2 separate regions of the Homo sapiens genome follow, and region 1 is linked to region 2. Evidence: read pairs that join two places in POLR2A ChIA-PET (ENCODE). Cell type or tissue: PC-9. All regions are shown on one strand. Region 1 overlaps RERE (arginine-glutamic acid dipeptide repeats). Region 2 overlaps RERE (arginine-glutamic acid dipeptide repeats).

Evidence for each region. ChIA-PET counts read pairs that join two places held together with the same protein. Peaks named below come from ENCODE experiments on the same cell type or tissue, not always from the same donor. Only the 100,000 strongest peaks of a DNase experiment are listed, where the experiment ranks them.
Region 1: POLR2A ChIA-PET joins it to region 2 with 5 read pairs; 11 of 35 experiments call an interaction of 5 or more read pairs at or near these places.

Annotation. Positions count from the first base shown.
Region 1 is chr1:8,642,376-8,646,375 of GRCh38, reverse strand. The region is part of intron 2 of RERE (arginine-glutamic acid dipeptide repeats); the gene reads left to right. Among named protein-coding and RNA genes, the nearest start is that of SNORD128, 150 kb to the right of the region's middle. RefSeq lists a silencer at 2,598-2,727. In PC-9, no CTCF peak of the experiment used is centred here; a DNase peak (open chromatin) is centred at 2,315; H3K27ac peaks cover 422 bases.
Region 2 is chr1:8,696,808-8,700,807 of GRCh38, reverse strand. The region is part of intron 1 of RERE (arginine-glutamic acid dipeptide repeats); the gene reads left to right. Among named protein-coding and RNA genes, the nearest start is that of RERE, 120 kb to the left of the region's middle. In PC-9, no CTCF peak of the experiment used is centred here; a DNase peak (open chromatin) is centred at 1,577; H3K4me3 peaks cover 364 bases; H3K27ac peaks cover 959 bases.

The DNA.
Region 1 (4,000 bases), 54 kb after region 2:
TTTTTTTTTAGAGAAGGGATCTTGTTTTGTTGTCTAGGCTGGTCTTGAACTCCTGGACTCAAGCCAGGAGTCTTGCCTCAGCATCTCAAAGTGTTGAGATTACGGGCATGAGCCACTGTGCCTGGCCTTACCTGTTCTTTAATAAGGTCACATTCTGAGCTATTGGGAGTAAAGACTTCAACATACGAATTTTGGGAAGGACAAACTCATCCTGTAACAGGCAGGAAGAGCTTTGTTGTTAGGTAGACTCAGGTTCAGGTGTTTCACATTTGAGAGCTTTGTTGTTAGGTAGACTCAGGTTCAGGTGTTTCACATTTGAGTGACATCTCCTCAGTTCTCTTAGTTGTATGTCTTTGGAACAGTTGGGAAAATGTAGTTCTTATTTTCAGTCACATTATAGTGAACTTTTAGTTATGGATTACATTAGTTAACTTTTAATTTCTTCTGTTTCTTTTGAAATTTTATTTCATCTTTTAGTTGATTGCCTTTTCATGTATATTAGGAAGTTATTCAAATTCCACGTATGTGAAAGACAATTCTTTAGCACATAAAAACTTATTACTTCGTGAGGATAGAGGAAAGAGAAAATACTAAAGTTATTCTAATTAGAGAAATGGGAAGTGATATTTGAGACAAATTAATCATATCTTTTTTGATTTTATAGGGAAAGGATCATTAAGTATCATGAAACCTGTACTGTAGTTGTTCTCTGCACCAAGCATTGGCCACAGATTGGCATCCCATGGGAGTTGGTTAGAAATGCAGAATCTCAGATTCCGCCCCCAATCTGCTGAATCAAAATCCATGTTTTATATAATAAGATGTCCAGGTGATTTAAACACACGTTTAGATTTGAGAGTCACTAATCACTCATTAGTGCTTCCCAGTCTTTTTCAAGCTAACGCAGATATAAAATGAGTCCATTGCATGAGGTGAGAGGATTAGTACCCAGCATGCTTGTCACTTACCTGTGGCAGACTACAAATTAGGCAGATCAAAAATTAGAGAAAAAATATGTGATTTCATGGCTTGAGATTTTGACGTTAAAATATGATGCATGCAGTTCAAGAAGAACAGAGGTGGCTGCAGAATTACATTCTGGCCAAATTATTGGGAATAATTTGCATCTTCTAAAGTGCCTGATTGCAAAGGGCACTGTGAACTTGGCTGTAAATAGTAAGGGAGCTACAACATGGGTGACAACCAGTTTTAAAGCACCTTCTATCTACTGGATTTGCTTTGAGTGTGTAATTTCTAGTCCTTAGAAAATTCCTATACAACCTAGACATTGTTTCCCTGCTGTACAGATGAGGAAACAAAGACATGGAGGCCAAAGTCACACAGCTGGTTTGTAAAATGGTATGGGCCTGTGAGAACTGGTTAAAGCCAAGAATGAACGGACATTTGCATAAAACCCTGAAGAGAATACAAAAAACAAATAACCTGTGTGGAAGAAAAAAGAAGAGATAGACTGATTTCTTCGAAAATGCAAGTGATATAATTACTTTGCTCTTTTTCTCTTTTCTCCTTTTACTCCTAAAATTATTTATAGCTCTCCTGTTGCCAAAAATTGTATGTCTAGTCAGGCACAGTGGTGAGCATCTGTAGTCCCAGCTCCTCAGGAGACTGAGTTGGCAGGATCACTTGAGCCCAGAAGTTTGAGGCTAGCCTGGGCAACATAGTCCATAAGGAAACTATGGGAAGTAAGCTGAGAAGGTGAGTAGTAAATTGTTCAAGAATACATAGGCTAATGGTGATTACTGGATTTTGAACCCTAAGTAACTGAAAGAGAAATACACATTTTTCTATGATCTAATAAAAAGCAAGCATGTTGTATGCATGAAAAGTTTTTTGATGCAAGGTGGTGTACATTGATCACATAACACAAAGGGCAATGTGTTGTTAGAGTGGCTCACATAATTACAGGCTTCCCCCATAATGGTTGGGAAGCTGGAAAAAAGCCTCCAAAACCTACTTGGAACGAGAGCGTTCAGGTACTTGGTTGGCGGGAACTACTGACCGTTCCAACCACATGCTATAACTGGAATAGGGCCCTTCAGGATCTTCCTGTCCTTGCTGTCACTCAGCTCAAGATTCACAGTTCCAAAAGAGTAAATATAGTATGTCTACCTTGAATTGCATGCACATGTCTTGTATAAAAAAAGACAGAAACCTGGATTGATTGCTTTCCCAAGCCTGCACATGATGGGGCTAAAGTTATTCCCCACAATGAGCTTGGGAAGCAGTTTGGTAGGGGAAATAGATGTGGGCTGGCCATGAGACCTTGTTATTGCATATGGATATTTAGCAATAGTTTGTTTTGCTTTGTGTGTGATAGGTAAGTAAATAGAACAGTGAGGTCAATAGAATGTGCACTTTATGCTGGTTCATGTGCAACTTTTGCTAGGCAAGAGGAGTGTGACCAGATGGAATAGAATTATAATATATACTTTAATGGTATAATGTGGGATTGTATTTTAGCAGGAAAGGAAAAAAATAGGTGAGAATTTAAACTTTCACTCTGGCTGTTGCATCAGCAGGAGCTTTCTCATTTCTATTGAAAATGAAATGAAAAATGAACACCTGTCCCCTGGGGTTCCCTCCCCAGAGAGGCACACGCTAACATTATGCTCTGTGGCAGGTTGCCCTGTCTGCTGTGCTCACCTTCACAAAAACCCCCAGATTACTGCATTGTTTTGGTGCCTTCAAGCCAGCATCTGTTGTTTTCATGTATTCTCAGTATCACCTTTGGCAGCGTGCAGCCACTCTTGGGTAACTGCCTGGGTTTCTTATTTCTTAAGTATTGATTTTTAACAAAATAGCCATCTGATTTCAGAGTTGCATAGGGTTTGAGTAGTCTGCTTTTTACCCTGTATTTTACGTAAGTCCTTTCATTTTTAGTGAACATTTTTGCTGAATATGTGGTCTTCCCAGTAACATATATTGTGTTATAGCAGAAATATCTACATAAGAAGCAGTGAACCACAGTGTGTTCAAAAACTGTGTTCCAGAGGAAACAGAAATGTTCTTTAGGTGGCTGTTTAAAAATTGGGCTCAATAATGAGCAAAAACATGTTGAAAGGTCAATCTTTGAAGGTATTTTTATGAGCAATTAATGATCAGATTCAGGAATGCAGCCTGGTGATGACCTACTCATGGATTCCACTCTTCTACCTCTTAACTTTCCACCTTCCTGGGGCCAATTGATCCAGAAATTGTTTGAGCCCACTAGGATTTTCAATTCTTGGATCCCCCCACCTTTCACAGTCACTCACACCCATGGCATCTTCCATTTCCATTTCTGTTGTGTGTCTTTTTCCATGCTGGTTGGTTCCAGCAGGACAGGGATCTTTTTCCCCGATGTATCCCAGGTACTTGGAAAAGTGTCTAGCACATTCTAGGCACTTACTCATTCCCTAGATACCTATTAGCGCAGGCAGAGTTAGCTGCTAGATGTGAGTGCTTAGCCCTAGGTGCCTCTCTTGGGTAGCATTGTCTCAGCTGTTCTTCCTTTAGCAGTTGAGTAGGAGACATGTGCACAGAGCAGTTGATGGGAGGACTTTTTGGGAAGAGTCCTTAAGATTGATATTTATATGCAGAAATGACTGTCCAGAAGGTTTACCTAGGTTTAAAAAAATTGATATTCAATTTGTTAAAGTTGCAAATTGAAGGACACTGTTACACTTTTTAAAAAATTCAGCTTATAAATCTCATTTATAAATTAAACATTTTAATCACTTTTAAGGGATTTTGAATTACAAATTAGTCTTGTTTATAAACTCGTTAATATCTTCAACATTTAAGCTTGCCTTTACTAATTTAATATTTGGTTTCTATTTTTAAAAAGTCTATTAACACAAACCTCAAGTACTTAACTCTTCTTATAAGTTAATTAGACTTACAAGTGAAACAGCCCTAAAAAATTCTCTTAGATGTTTCAGTGTTGTGCATAAACTTCCTTAGGTTTCATCTTGACCACAAATCTGAATCAGTTACACAG
Region 2 (4,000 bases):
CCATCCATTTTATAATGACATAGGAAGCCAATATTTTGTGTAAAAATCAACAATGAAAAATGGGTTCTTTGTTAACTAGTCTAGGATTAGTTTGTAAAACTCAAGCAGAAATAAATGTTGGCATCATTGGAGATAAGGTGGCTAGAATGTTTCCCCCTTGTCTCTTACCTCTCGTTACATTGTACAAAAGGACTTGAGCAACCCATTGACCAACAGCAGTTTGGCCATGGGCTGGGTGGCACATAGAAGCTTTTAGACGTGTCTGCTCAGGGGCATGTGTGGCCAACTTGATATTTTATAGTGTTATTGTTTCAAGTTATTAGAAAGTATTTATGAGTAGATTTGAGTCTTTTCAGGCTTTTCAGGCTGTAACATAGATTGTAATGTGACTGACATGGGTTCTCAGTGGTCTGGTCTCTTTACTGTCTGCTTTCCTGTTGAGTAGATACTACTGTCCAGAGCTGTTATTATCTACTGCATTTATTTTTATTTTTATTTTTTTTGAGTTGGAGTCTCACTCTGTCACCCAGGCTGGAGTGCAATGGCATGGTCTCGGCTCACTGCAGCCTCCGTCTCCCGGGTTCAAGTGATTCTCCAGCCTCAGCCTCCTGAGTAGCTGGGACTACAAGCGTGTGCCACCACGCCTGGCTAATTTTTGTATTTTTAGTAGAGATGGGGTTTCACTATGTTGGCGAGGTTGGTCTCGAACTCCTGACCTTGTGATCCACTCGCCTCGGCCTCCCAAAGTGCTGGTATTACAGGCATGAGCCACTGCGCCTGGGCTATCCATTGCATTTTTAAAAAGGAGCAAAAGTCGTAGAAACAAACTTGATTGAAATCTGTTTATGACTAAAGCTGATATTATAAATGTGGTACCTTTGTGTCAGAGGCCCAGTTTGCTGATAGAAGATGGGGGCTGAGGGTTGTTGGGGCGGAGTGGGATCTCGTGGGGGTGGCTGGGTAGAAAGAGAGCTTGTCTTAGACTAAGATACTTTTTAATTCATTGGAGAAATTGGTCCATCTTCAGACAACCTGGAATGAAGCAGTAGAGTGCAGTATTTTCTAGAAAACGTGATAATTTCATTGTAACTTATATAGAAAATGTTTTCTCTAATTAAAAGAAGTTAAAACATTCAGATTGGCAACAGACTGCTGAATCCAAGGAATAATGGAGGGAAGTAGGTATCCTACATCCAATTCAAACAGGTTATATCACAAGTTCATTTGTAAGTCTTTTTCCAGGTTGTTATCCAATTCCACATATTAATGATGATTGGGGTCTTAGACTTTCCCTCTAAAATCTAATTAATCCATGAAATAGTTGACATACTTAAATATTTGTAATAAAACAGAATAATGTTGATGCTTAGTCAATAGGAAAATTAGCATAATTTTACTCAATTTTTAATGTTATCATTGAACTCTGGTGTAATTCATTAATTTATTCAGTACAGCGTAGTGGTAAATAGTTAGGCTGTCTGAGTTTGAGTTCTATTCTTAGTTTACCACTTACTCACTGTGATACCTGGGGTAAGTTATTTAACCTCTGTGACTGTTTTCTCATACCAGAAAATAATGAGTCTACCTAGAGGGTTTACGAAATGCTTTAGGACCATGCTTAGCATGGGAAAACAGTGAATAGTTAACATAGTGAGCACTAATTATGTACTAGGTACTGTTTTAGTTGCTGAAGATACAAAAAAGATGAAGTCTCTGTTCTCATAGCATTTATTTTCCAGTGGAGGAGGACAAAACAAATAAAAATGAGCATGATGATTCGTGAAACTTACAAACATAATTTCTGAGCAGGTTAGTGAGCCATGATTGCACCACTGCACTCCAGCCAGAGTGACAGGGCAAGACCCTGTCTCATTGAAAAACAAAAAAGAAGAAAACATTTAATTTTAGAGTATTAATCAGAAGCTTCTTGTTAAGATAATAAGAATATAATGGGTAAGTATGGGAGATCATTATAAAAGTAAAGTGTTGGGGCCAGGTGCAGTGGCTCACGTCTGTAATCCTAGCATTTTGAGAGGCCCTATTGGGAAGATCTCGATCTCTGGAGTCCAGAAGTTCAAGACTAGCCTTGGCAACATAGCGAGACCCTGTCTCTATCTATTAAAAAAAATAAAAATAGAAAAAGTAAAGTATTTATGCTGTTAATGATTTGAAATAATCACTTGTTCTAAAGCTGAACAATTAGATTTGTTTCTCATATCTTGTTTTCCACAAGATGAATGAGCTTTTGTAGTTGTAGTTTTAAGAAAGGGTCCATTTATATGTGACTGGTGGGCTTCAAAGGAACAAAAGAGTGTAAATATACTGTGCATTTGAAAAATCGCTTAAGTCAAAAGCCTCCAGATGGTGTGTGCTGCTGTGTTCACAGCTGTATTTACCAGTAGCTCACCACATTATCTACCAATAATTTTAAAATAGCTGGGTAGAAACAGTGGTATATTCAGCAGTAGTGACTTGTGTGCCTTTTAATAAAATGACAGTGAAAGTACCTCCTTTTGCATGTTCTTCAGGATTTCTTAGTTGGGGCAGTTTATGTTTTGCACAAACAACCTGAGTTTACATACAGAAGCAGATAACCAAGTTATTTTTATGTGGTGGTCTCTCAGGAATGAGGCTGGGGAAATTCTGCCGATCTGTATCACTCAAAGATGTTTTTGTTTTACTCACCAGCTTTATAATTTTAAACATTTAAAAAATGTTAAATATAGGCTACTCTGCCTAAGGAATAGCCGTTCTTTATTCCTTTGCTTTCTTAATAAACTTGCTTTCACTTAAAATGTTAAATATATGTAATTGATAACTTATACATAAATAATATTATAAGGTGAGTCTTGTGTGATGACATTCTTTGGCATTACCAACAAAAAAAGACAGGCCTTTCAATACCCAGATCTACTCCCTAATATGAACTTTTTTTTTCTATTCCAAAGATTTAATACAAGTTCTTTTGGAAGGACTCAAAATTTTAAGTCTTATTATTTTTGGCCACAGACACTACTGTTCATTTGCTTAGTAAAGTGAATGGCTTGCATAAGTTACATGTAAAACATAGAAAAAGAGTTTAGAACATTATCCAGGAACTTTAGAAAGTTGTGTGTGGTAGGTTGGGTGTGGTGGCTCGCGCCTGTAATCCCAGCACTTTGGGAGGCCGAGGCGGCGGATCACGAGGTCAGGAGATCGAGACCGTCCTGGCTAACATGGTGAAAAACATTTTGTAAAAATACAAAAAATTAGCCGGGTGTGTTGGCGGGTGCCTGTAGTCCCAGCTACTCGGTAGGCGGAGGCAGGAGAATGACGTGAACCTGGGAGGCGGAGCTTGCAGTGAGCTGAGATCACGCCACTGCACTCCAGCCTGGGGGACAGAGTGAGACTCCGTCTCAAAAAAAAAAAAAAGTTGTGTGGGGGGGGTGTGGTTGGGGGAAGAAAGATACATGTGTATTTATTTATTAATTGATTAAATTATACAGAAAAACCTATATCTAGATTGAACATTTGAACAATTTTTTCTTTTTGTTTTTGCTGTTTATTTCTTACTGTTACCTTCTTTTTTGAGTGGTAGGAAAATGACGCAGACAAGTTTTCATCTTATGTGTATGTTTTTTGGCTATTTACCTAGGCAGCTTCCTTAGCCTGTGCTCTTTCCACAGATCATAATTCTTAACATAGGTTAGAGTAAATGTTCAGTAATGAAATATTCACCTTTCTCAATATGTTAGATGTTCATGGAAAGGACTCTTAACAGTATTTACTCTTAAGTGTGTTGGGTGCAGGAGCAATTTGAGTTTGGATCTTATTATTTTTTTCACTAGTACCTCCATTACATTTTATTTACTTTTTTTTTTTGATAATTTCAACTGTTTTTATTTTATTTTTTATTTTTGAGATGGAGTCTTGCTCTGTTGCCGAGGCTGGAGTGCAGTGGCGCAATCTCAGCTCTCTATAATCTCTGCCTCCTGGGTTCAAGCTATACTCCTGCCTCAGC